Regions from separate parts of the Homo sapiens genome. Here region 2 is linked to region 1. A link is a contact called in ENCODE Hi-C or POLR2A ChIA-PET data. All regions are on one chromosome and are shown on one strand. The core of a region is the stretch at or near the end of the contact, and the rest is flanking DNA. Distances in the headings are between cores, read along the strand shown. Region 1 has its middle 56 kb from the start of ARID1B. Region 2 has its middle 140 kb from the start of ARID1B.

What was found. Hi-C counts contacts between places; a loop is a spot of excess contacts on that map. ChIA-PET counts read pairs that join two places held with the same protein, here RNA polymerase II (POLR2A). Pooled maps may share reads with other maps.
Region 2: a pooled map shows a loop between it and region 1 (4-fold over the local background). The contact joins two enhancer-like sites. A Hi-C loop is called at or near these places in 1 of 168 maps with a recorded cell type or tissue (sciatic nerve), 1 of 37 single-sample maps with no recorded cell type and 4 of 50 pooled maps. POLR2A ChIA-PET finds 5 or more read pairs at or near these places in 3 of 52 experiments (GM12878, activated B cell and activated CD4-positive, alpha-beta T cell).

Annotation. Positions count from the first base shown.
Region 1 is chr6:156,718,318-156,723,509 of GRCh38, reverse strand. No RefSeq gene overlaps it. Among named protein-coding and RNA genes, the nearest start is that of ARID1B, 56 kb to the left of the region's middle. RefSeq lists silencers at 1,781-2,075, 3,196-3,515 and enhancers at 1,673-2,221, 2,526-2,595. Within about 2 kb of position 2,874, at least 37 of the 41 ENCODE cell types and tissues checked have a DNase peak (open chromatin) inside an H3K27ac peak, as active enhancers do.
Region 2 is chr6:156,633,031-156,638,219 of GRCh38, reverse strand. No RefSeq gene overlaps it. Among named protein-coding and RNA genes, the nearest start is that of ARID1B, 140 kb to the left of the region's middle. Within about 2 kb of position 1,524, at least 3 of the 41 ENCODE cell types and tissues checked have a DNase peak (open chromatin) inside an H3K27ac peak, as active enhancers do.

The DNA.
Region 1 (5,192 bases), core at 1,625-4,124:
CCTGGATGTCACTTCCAATAGGTTTAGATCACTTTATGAAGCACAATGAGAGGTATTTCCTTTACCTGTAGAAAGTGGTTCACTTTCACTTTTTGTTATCTTCCGGAAGAAAGTCTCTGTTTTTTTAAATTCTAATTTCCAGTCCATTCAAAAAGAAGATGTGAACGAAATCAATATTCTCAATCTTTTTTTTTTTTTTTTGAGACGGAGTTTCGCTCTGTTGCCCAGGCTGGAGTGTAGTGGTGCAATCTTGGCTCACAGCAACCTCCGCCTCCCGGGTTCAAGTGATTCTTCTGCCTCAGCCTCCCAAGTAGCTGGGATTACAGGCACGCGCCACCATTCCCAGCTTTTTTTTTTTTTTTTTTTTTTTTTTTTTGTATTTTTAGTAGAGACGAAGTTTCACCATGTTGGCCAGGCTGGTCTCGAACTCCCAACCTCAGGTGATCCACCTGCCTTGGCCTCCCAAACTGCTGGGATTACAGCAGGCGTGAGCCACAGCGCCCAGCCTGTTGTTTTTTCTTTCTTTTTTTTTTTTTGAGACGGAGTCTCACTCTGTCGCCCAGGCTGGAGTGCAGTGCACAATCTCGGCTCACTGCAATTTCCGCCTCTCAGGTTCACGTGATTCTCCTGCCTCAGCCTTCTGAGTAGTTGAGACTACAGGTGTGTGCCACAGGCCCGGCTAATTTTTTTTTTTTTTTTTGTATTTTTAGTAGAGACGGGGTTTCACCGTGTTAGCCAGGATGGTCTCCATCTCCTGACATCGTGATCCGCCCACCTCGGCCTCCCAAAGTTCTGGGATTACAGGCGTGTTGGCCGCCTCGGCCAATAAGCTCACTCTTTAGGGGGCTGACCTCACCATAGTTTATCCTCCCACCTCCTTTTGTTGTGATGGTCATGCGTTTTATTGTTTGTCTTGGCCTTGGGAATCTGATTGGAGTGGGCAGATCTTCCAGAACAGAATTTTGGTGTAATTGTGGGGGCATCCCAGGGGTCTGGAATGAAGCAACCTTAAGAGAACTTCCTTCTGTTGCTCTACATTCCCGCCTGTGTCTCAGACCCTACATACAAAATCCCAGGGTCTCCGCATTGTTCCTGGGGAGACAGTCAGCACCACCTGGAAAATGACACCAAATGTCACTTCTGCAGCCAGAATTCAAAAGCATGTTAGTTGCTCCAGAGGCAGGGGATATGCAGGCAGGCAGTGTTCAGAGAAAAAAACAATAATTCCCCTCTGTTAATACAATGTAAAAATCTTAAAAACAACTATTTTGCTGGAAACGTAAAAACCTGAGAGCCAGGACAAAACGTGATTCCACATAAAGATGAGAGAAACAGAAAAGAAAGAATTAGGCCATTAGGCCGGGCGCGGTGGTCTATGCCTGTAATCCCAGCACTTTGGGAGGCCAATGTGGGTGAATCACTTGAGGTCAGGAGTTTGAGACCAGCCTGGCCAACATGGTGAAATCCCGTCTCTACTAAAAATACAAAAATTAGCCGGGCTTGGTGGCAGGCGCCTGTAATCACAGCTACTTGGGAGTCTGAGGCAGGAGAATCGCTTGAACCCGGGAGGCAGAGGTTGCAGTGAGCCGAGATGGTGCCGCTGCATTCCAGCCTGGGTGACAGAGCGAGACTCTGTCTCAGAAAAGAAAAGAAAAGAAAACAACAACAACAACAACAACAACAACAGTAAGAATTAATTGTTTTTTAAAAGATCAACTTAGATTTGTTCAGAATGTTCGTCTGACTACACAGTATTGTATCACTTTAATCAAGCATTAGCTTCTCTTCGAGTATCAGCTATCCCAAGAAGATGGGGGTGCAGGGAAGGCAGGGGTGGGGAGGTGTTGCATTCCAATCCTGCTGCCCAGAATTCGTGTCGACCCATTTCCTCATTCATGCGCTGGCCAGGAACACTCCGCTGGAACACTGTGAGTTCAGCAACTTGCATAACAAAGACAGGTCGACACCACCTAGCTCTGGAGGCAACCTTGCAGGATTGCTCCTGAGAGACGCTGGCATATGCCACAGAGGAGGAGAAAGTTCCACAAACAACCCCCGGATCTCTCCACCCAGGTCTCTCTACACCTGGTTTCTCAAGAGCAGATTGCTTAGCCAACCTTAACAATCCCAGAGGAACGCCAGGGCAAGAGGCTGGGTTCCCAGTACCTTTGCCCTAATTTATTGAGGGCTTTAAAAGTAGAAAATAAAACTTTGAACTCAACTCATCTGAAGCTTAATGATTCAGGTGTGCTACTTGCCTTCGGGGGCACCGGAGATCACTGAAGTTAAAGTGACAAAAAAAATTCTGTGAGCTGCAGAACAGAAAAGCGTGTCCAGACCCGACCCAGCTGCTTCTCCTAGCGTATTAACTTGGCAGGAGAAGCACGGAAGTCCCCTGTTCTGCCCTTGTCCTTTTCTAATGGATAGGATTTCCCCTGCTTACGGGCCTCTAATCCTCTCTCCTCTCTGGCCTTCCAGAGTGTGGAGAAAAAGTGCTCTGCTTCAAGAAGAGGGTAGAAAGATGAGGGTGAGAATGGTAGGAAAAGGAGGAAATGAAAATGGCTAGTGAGAAATACTTGGAGAGAAAAATAAAAGTCAAGGGTGAAGTCAGTTCTCATTTACACTTCATTGAAACTTAAGTTCAAATAGCTAGTCCTGCAATGAGCTCATCGACACCACTTTATACAAATATCATAGCCCACATGGGCCTTTTTCCTATCTTACTAGGGAGATATTCACAGCAACCCCATTCAGCTCTGTTAGGATCCACTGTGTTAATTTTTGTGGCAGTGTCCATGTGGTGCTTCTGCGCAGTAGGTGTTGAATGTAGTTCTGAAACTAAGATTCCACTATGACCGACTGCAAAGCAATGTAGTAGTATTTCAGCTTAGATGATATTTAAGGATAAATGTAGCCCTTTTAGTGACAGGGAAAGCTAGGCCTAAAAGGAAGGAGAGATCTTTGGCCTAGCCAAAGGGGAGGTGGGCTGCTGTCCGCACCCTCAAGCGAGAGAAGGTTCCAGGCTTTTCCAGAGTGACCTCTCTCTTCTTCCTGGGGAGGGCTCAGAGCAAGGGTTACCTTTGGATGATTTCTTCTCGCTGAATTCAGCTACTAAGCACTTTGCCTGGAAAGGAAGGGCACCTCTGAGCTATTCCTACCGACGCAGTGTGTGCACGTGTGTGTCTGTGTGCATGTGTGTGGGCGTGTGCATGTGCGTGTGTGTTGCTCCTGACAGGTCCTGAGTGCAGTGCAGAACCACGCAGCGCGCAGCGGGAGGCCTGCAGCCGCTGGGCGTTTTCCCAGGCCGGCCTGCGGCGCGGCCGGCCTCCTGGGCCGGTGCTGGGCGGCTGACACATGCACCAGTTTCGCTGGGTCGGCGCCTCCCCGGGGAGCGGGTGCGGGGCGGGAGAGGTGAGTTGAGCAACAGGGCCCGCCCCGCCCCCGTCCTGGGCCGGCTCTGCGCAGAGGAAGCGTCTGGAACGCCGGCACTGGTGTGTGGCTTTCCCAGGGCGTGTGGTGTGTAAACAAAATTGTTGTCAATCAGGTCGCGTCTTTGAAGGCTCCGAGGGAGCCTGTGAGTTCCAGAAGCCCCGCGGTGGATCCCTGTGTGGACGCAGAGGCTTTTTGCTGGGCGCACACGCACCCCCACCCCCGACAACGTAGATCTTTACTAATTTCAGGGTTTGTGACCTCTCACCTTTAGTCTTTAGTTTCTCTCCTCAGCCCTCCTTTCTGATGATCTTTACCGCCCTGTAACCCTACGTTTCCCAGTCGCCAGAGCTGCTGAGACCGCGTGGCCATGAGGTGGAATTTCCCAGCTTTTTAAACCGGGGCTTTTACCCCCAAGACTGTGGTAGATGGGTCACAGAAAGGACGAGAACGTTCCCAAACCCTCCAGCCTTTGAGACAGAGTGTGTGCTTTAAGAGACGTTAATGGCAGGGCGCGGTGGTTCATGCTTGTAATCCTAGCACTTTGGGAGGCCGAGGTGGGTGAATCACCTCAGGACAGGGGTTCGAGGCCAGCCTGGCCAACATGGCGAAACAACATGGCGAATTTTTAGTCTCTACTAAAAATACAAAAAATTAGCCAGGCCTGGTGGCGGGCACCTGTAATCCCAGCTACTCAGGAGGCTGAGGCAGGAGAATCGCCTGAACCCGGGAGGCGGAGCTCGCAGTGAGCCAAGATCGCACCACACTCCAGGCTGGAGTGTGGAGACAGAGGGAGACTCCGTCTCGGAAAAAAAAAAAAAAAAAAAAAAAGAGAAGTTGATACAAAAAAAAAAAAAACCCAAAAAACAAAAAAACAAAAAAAAAAAACAAAACCAGAGTGTGGATGCCTTGGAACACCCACCTGTGATCCTTGCGGAGCGGGGGTCTTCACCCTGGGGGGTGGACTCTTTGGGGACTGGGTCACCCCTTATTTCTCCGGAAGAGACAAATATATTTCACTGGGGATGAAATGGTTTCTGTACATAATTTAAATAGTGTTTTGGGGGTCCTAGGCATGCAAAATGCAGCTTGACTTGAAGGTGTAATTCTCCTTAAGGGAAAATGTGGAATGCGCCGAGTGTTTTCCTTACCTGCTTTTCAAGCTAGCTTGACTCTGTGTCACTAACGAAGCTGTTGAACCGCGTGCAGATGTGTAATCCAGCCCCTGGCGGAGTCGGCCACACTGTGCTGATTGGCTCTGCCAAGCCTGGAAGCTGGGCTGAGTCACCCAGGGGCTGCTCTAGCCGTGGATTTCCCTCTAAATTTAGAATATGTTGGTAGAATAAAATGACTACCACTTTTTACAGATTCAATGTCTTCACTAACTCCCTCTTTTAGACATATTTTTTTTTAGGAAGGGAAGTGTTTTGTCTTAATTTTTCCCTCTGATGGAGATACTTTGGGTTTTAAACAAAATTGAGTAATAATGACAATAAAATATTGTCATTAAAAATCATTTCTGTTTTTGGAGAAATTATATGTTCTGGTTTGGAAATCCTGTTTTTGCCAGAAATAAAAATGTAAAAATATTTTTCCAAATTATTCCTGAAGTTTATGATTGTACCTTCAACTAATTACATTCTCAGAGACACATTTAAATTAAATTTTAATTTTAAAATTTCATTATATGAGTACTACTTTTAAATTATGAAACATTTCAGGCATACAAAAACCTACAGAGAATTTTATAATAAACATATGTA
Region 2 (5,189 bases), core at 275-2,774, 84 kb after region 1:
TGAGGCTTCCTACCCCTTGCACTATGGCAAGCTCCCTTGCTGATTCTCTAAACCAAGGCACCGACTTTCTAAGCTCAGTGTCACCACCTAGGCACAGCTTCATGGCTTCCAGTTTAAACAGGAGTTTCGTTTCAGCTTTTCTGTCTTGTACAGGCCCAAGGCCTCATCTCCTTTTGCTGTACAGGCGTTAAAACTTGAGTCCCACGCCTGTTAGGCCTGTATCTGTTTACAACGCCCCTGTCATCTGTTTGGCTTCAGCTTGCACTCACCTCTTTTTCTTTGAGTTGTTCTTTTTTCCTGACATCAGGGAATTTTCTTTCCTTGCTTTTGAGTATGCATTAAAAAATAGTTTATTCAGCATTTTCAGTGTTTGGGGTGTGTGTGTGTGTGTGTGTGTGTGTGTGTGTGTGTATGTGTACGTACTTTCAGTTCTGTTTGAGCTGTGGTGCCAATAGATATTTATTTGTTCATTCAAGATTTTCTGACCGTTTATAGCCTACACAATGATAAGCCTAAGATGACTAAATAGTAATCTTCTGAACTCTTGTAACTCGGGAAGATGTTAAATCATAATACACTAACAGGCAAGATATAGATGTTGCTGTGCAATTGTGGCAGTGGAATCCATTTTTAGCTTGAATCCCAAACAGAAAGGTTGTCTTCCTACTAAAGCTGCACAATGAGCCCCTCCTCAAGCCGTGCCCTTGTGAAACCAGGTTCAGAGTACAGAGACCCGCGGGACCAGAGCTCTGAGCAATGAGGTTGCAGACAAGACCTGGAGCCACACACACCAGAAGAAAGGGGAGTCTTCCTGTGTCAATCAGCAAGAACAGGCAGGCATTTTTGCAACACGCATTATAAAATAGCCTACGTTGCAGAGACGTGGCCTTGTTAATTACTATTTAATATACATGTAACAAGCATATCAGCAAAGATCAATAATTTTCTGCAGATAAGAAAAAGGCCAGTGAGACTTTCGCTGGTGTTATTTTTGTCTGCGTCTATTGGTTTCAGTGTTGCCAGCTTCTTCCTTTCCAAATCCAGGCTATATGAGACAGAAAGAAAACCCAGAGAACTCAACACTCTCATTGTTTGAGTCCCAAGTCCCCCATTCAGTCTACCTCCTTCCATCCACCTTTCAAAGTCTTCTTATGTTTGATTTATATACATATATAATGTCTAGGGTTTTTAGTTGCAATTAGTGGGAGAAATAGGAGAAGTACACCCTATCTTCTTGGTGGATGATTTTTTTAAAAAAAATAAACTTGTGTTATTTTACTGCAATCATTACATTACTATATGCTTATTAACATCTTTATAATATAGAAATGATGAAATTGAGAGTAACAATTGGGCTGGGTAAGATTGTGAAGTAGGTGAAAGAAACAAACACAGTTCAGGCAAGAATATGGGATTAGCAAAGCTGCTTTTTATTTCACTATAACTTTAGACACTTTGTGTTCACATTTTTTTTCTGCAACAAAAATTTTCTTTTCTTTTCTTTTTTTTTGAGACAGAGCCTTACTCTATCACCCAGTCCGGAGTACAGTGGCGTGATCTTGACTCACTGCAACCTCTGCCTCCTGGGTTCAAGTGATTCTCATGCCTCAGCCTCCTGAGTAGCTAGAATTACAGGCACCTGCCACCACGCCCGGCTAATTTTTGTATTTTTAGTAGAGAGGTGGTTTCGCCATGTTGGCCAGGCTGATCTCAAACTCCTGGCCTCAAGTGATCCACCCGCCTTGGCCTCCCAAAGTGCTGGGATTACAGGCAAAAATTTTCAGTTTTATAAAGAAAGATGAATAGAGATGAACTTTCTTTTAAGAAAACCTGTTAAGTGTGAACCCGGGCGGTGGAGCTCGCAGTGAGCCGAGATTACGTCACTGCACTCTAGCCTGGGCGACAGAGCGAGACTCCGTTTCAAAAAAAAAAACAAACGACAAAAAAAAGAAAACCTGTTACGTGTAGATTTGAATTTACAAAGTGGATAGATAAGGATGTGATTCTGAGTTTTACTCCGAGTCACCCCAAATTTTTCAGGAACTCAAGTGTTATATAAAGTTAACTCAGAACAATTTTACTTGATTATCACTCTGGGATTCTTGGCATGAGTAGAATTCACGTCAATAAGTACAGTAAAGCCCTGTTTTGAAAGTGCTTTGCTATCACAGATTATATTACAGTAGGGTCAAATCATTTTCCACGTATAATCCCTGATATATGACTTGAGTAAAACAACGCATGAGGCAAATATTGTTCTTGCATTCTGATACCAGTGTCACAATAGGGTTCTACTGAATTATTAGTAAAAACATGTTCAGTGAGATTTCTTGCCCTGGATGTAAACTTCAGCCAGGCACTGATGCTTTTCCCATTAGCATCATTATGCTGAACGTTACTGTAATGGTATTCTACTGTCACACAACACTGGGGTCTAAATGAGTTTTTCCTAAAACAGGCCTATTCACAAGGTGAGCCTGGCCATCTCACACCATTTCTTTCATGCCTCTGTTTTGGCAGACATTTCCCCATCTTCATTCATCTTCCTGCAAGAAACAACTCCAATTCACACCATGAATTGTAATGTTAACTATACTGTACAGTGGTTTATTTAAAAGCCAGAATCTATGTTGTTTGATAGCCAAACTTACAGTGGGGGAAGGGCAGACAACCCAGTCATCAAAGGATAAAAATCTATACTAATCTTAAAAGCAAAACACAGTGTAGTATTTCTTGTCTATTTTTCTACAAAAGAAGGCCATTGTATTTCTGTTCCTGGCCATGTCAGCAGTGATGGTCCACCCCACAACGGCCCCCACCAGTTTTTTTCAAGCATTGATTGTTGACTTCCCCTGACACCCCATCACAACCCATTAGTACTGAAAACTGACAAGCCCAGCTGCAGCAGCAAAATGGCAAGTTTGAAAGAAAATATCGAAAGCACAGGCAAAGCCCAGCTCTTAGGGACCCGCACGAGACCCAAATGCAGTGACTCCTCCCCGCCCCCACGACACCTTCGCGGAGGTCAGCAGAATCAGCAGATTTTCTTTAACCCACACTCCAAGGTCTTGAGGAAATTATAAGGAGTATTGCTTTATTTTTACTTTCATTTTCAAAGGAACTGAGTTGAGGAATATGAAAACAGAGTTGGCTAAAGTGCTTTTGCTGAGAAAGCTAATATACATTATGTCTCTTTTCAGACTCAAGCGTTTCAGGCGTTAGTGGCTCAGCAGTCCTGGGCTTCTGAAGGCCACACTTTAAACCCTGGCAGCTTCTTAAGTTATGAGTCTTTTTCTTCTTTTTATTCAGCAGAGTTTTATGGTGCCTGTGTTCCGAGAGTTACAGTAATAGCAATCGCGAACATTCCTTGTGATTGTACAGTTGATTGCCCAGGGGAAAAAGGTGACAACTCTAGATTTCCAATAGACCTTGTATTTGCAGAGCTATGAGTTCAAGCAAGGCCAGACAACTTGTTGAAATCTTAAGAGCCAAGACACAAGGTGAATCTAACTTTAGCTAAAGAGCTGGATGTAAGTTTTGTGCAGTCAAAGCCCTGGAGATGGGGTAACTAAAAAAATGGTGACCATCATCCATTTAGGTAAAAAATCTAACTGCAAATGGTCATTGAATCAAGAACAGATAAGAATAAAGAGCCAAATGAAAAACCAGCATTAAGCAGGAGTTCCTGTGTTTTTACCCCTTGTGAGCAGAGAGGATGCAGTGCGCAAGCGTGGGCTAATGGCAGTGATGGTCTGCCTCATGGCAATGATGGTCTGCCTCCGGAATGGGCACTTGGAAGCCATTGTTTAGCACCGTTCTTGCCTGGGGATGGTAAGATGGCCTTAGGGGGAAATAAGAATGGGTCTCCTCAGTGAGTTTTATGGCCACCTCTACCATCAAGCCTATGTGTGCTTGGGCGTTACCCACTTCCTCCTTCCCCTCTGATTGTGTTTGGTGTCTTACCAAGCTGCTGATATGTTTCCTGCCTGCCCACATCCTCTAGGAGAGGTCTGGGAAGTCTGGAGTATGGGCTGCCTCTGAAGTCCTGTAGCTTAGACAGACTTGCTTGCCTGCTGCTCAGACAGCTGGTGAGCCCATAAACTCTCCCTGGTTTCCCACCAGCCCTCCGTGTTCTCTCCCTTTGGTAAAGATGGCTGCTCTGGCAGAGGAGGGGCCCACAGAGAAATCCCAGTGCTCCTAGGCTTCAGGGCCTTCCCCTGGACCTTGCTCCATCTGCCAGGGTACAGGCTGGGCCCCAGTCGGAGAGAGCTCCTCAGTGACAACCATGCAACCTGCAGACATGCAGATACACATTATAGAATGGCTTGCCTGGTGCATGTTCCAGCACCCATCCCGAGTCAGCACTTAAACCTGGAAGTTGTGGCTTCAGCTCTGCCTTTGGCTCTGAACCAACCCTTTTCTTCATCTGCAGGAGCCTCTGAGAGGACCTGGCCCTGCACTGTCCTCGGTGCTTCTAAAATGACAGCCTTGTGCTTCTCCGTCCTGTCCCCAGCATCTGCAGGACTCAGCCCCGCTGACACCACCCGAGTGCCTACTCGACTCCCTCGGATCACTTGTTCTCCCCTGACCAAGAGCAGCCCTTTGAGTTTGGGCTGGGTCTGGATCTTTGGCAGAAGATTTGACAGCTCCAACAGCTTCCTGGTTTTGGTTCATCTTTGGACTCTTGGCCCTGTGTGCCAAGTCCTCATTCGGCCATCCCGGGACTTGGTTTCATGCTCCGAGCCCAGCCCTGTGTCCACCTGCAGATGACCAGTTCAGATCGTCCGCGTTCTAGCCCATTTGGGCCACTCTTGCATCCAATCTTTCTGGAAAGCATTCTTTGGCATTATTTGGTTGCACCACACCTGACGTTGTCCTGAAGTGCCTGAGTGTCTGGTTCTTCTCCCCTATATTGGGGAAATAGGAGGGGTAGGTCTCCTCCATGGCTGCTGGGTGAGAGAGCAGGGGACAAACGCCAGAACCATGAGCAAGGGGAGAGGCTGGAGATTGCACTGGAAAGGTGGGTTTAACATGGACCACAAAGGCAAGCAGACCCTGACTGTGCATCAGGAACTGAGGCGCCTTCCCCAGAGAACGCTCAGAGAACCACCTGGGATGAAGATGGGTGTGAGATTTGCCCAGGGAATAATTTGTGCCTCAGAGGTGGTCCGGATGGAATCCAGAGAGGG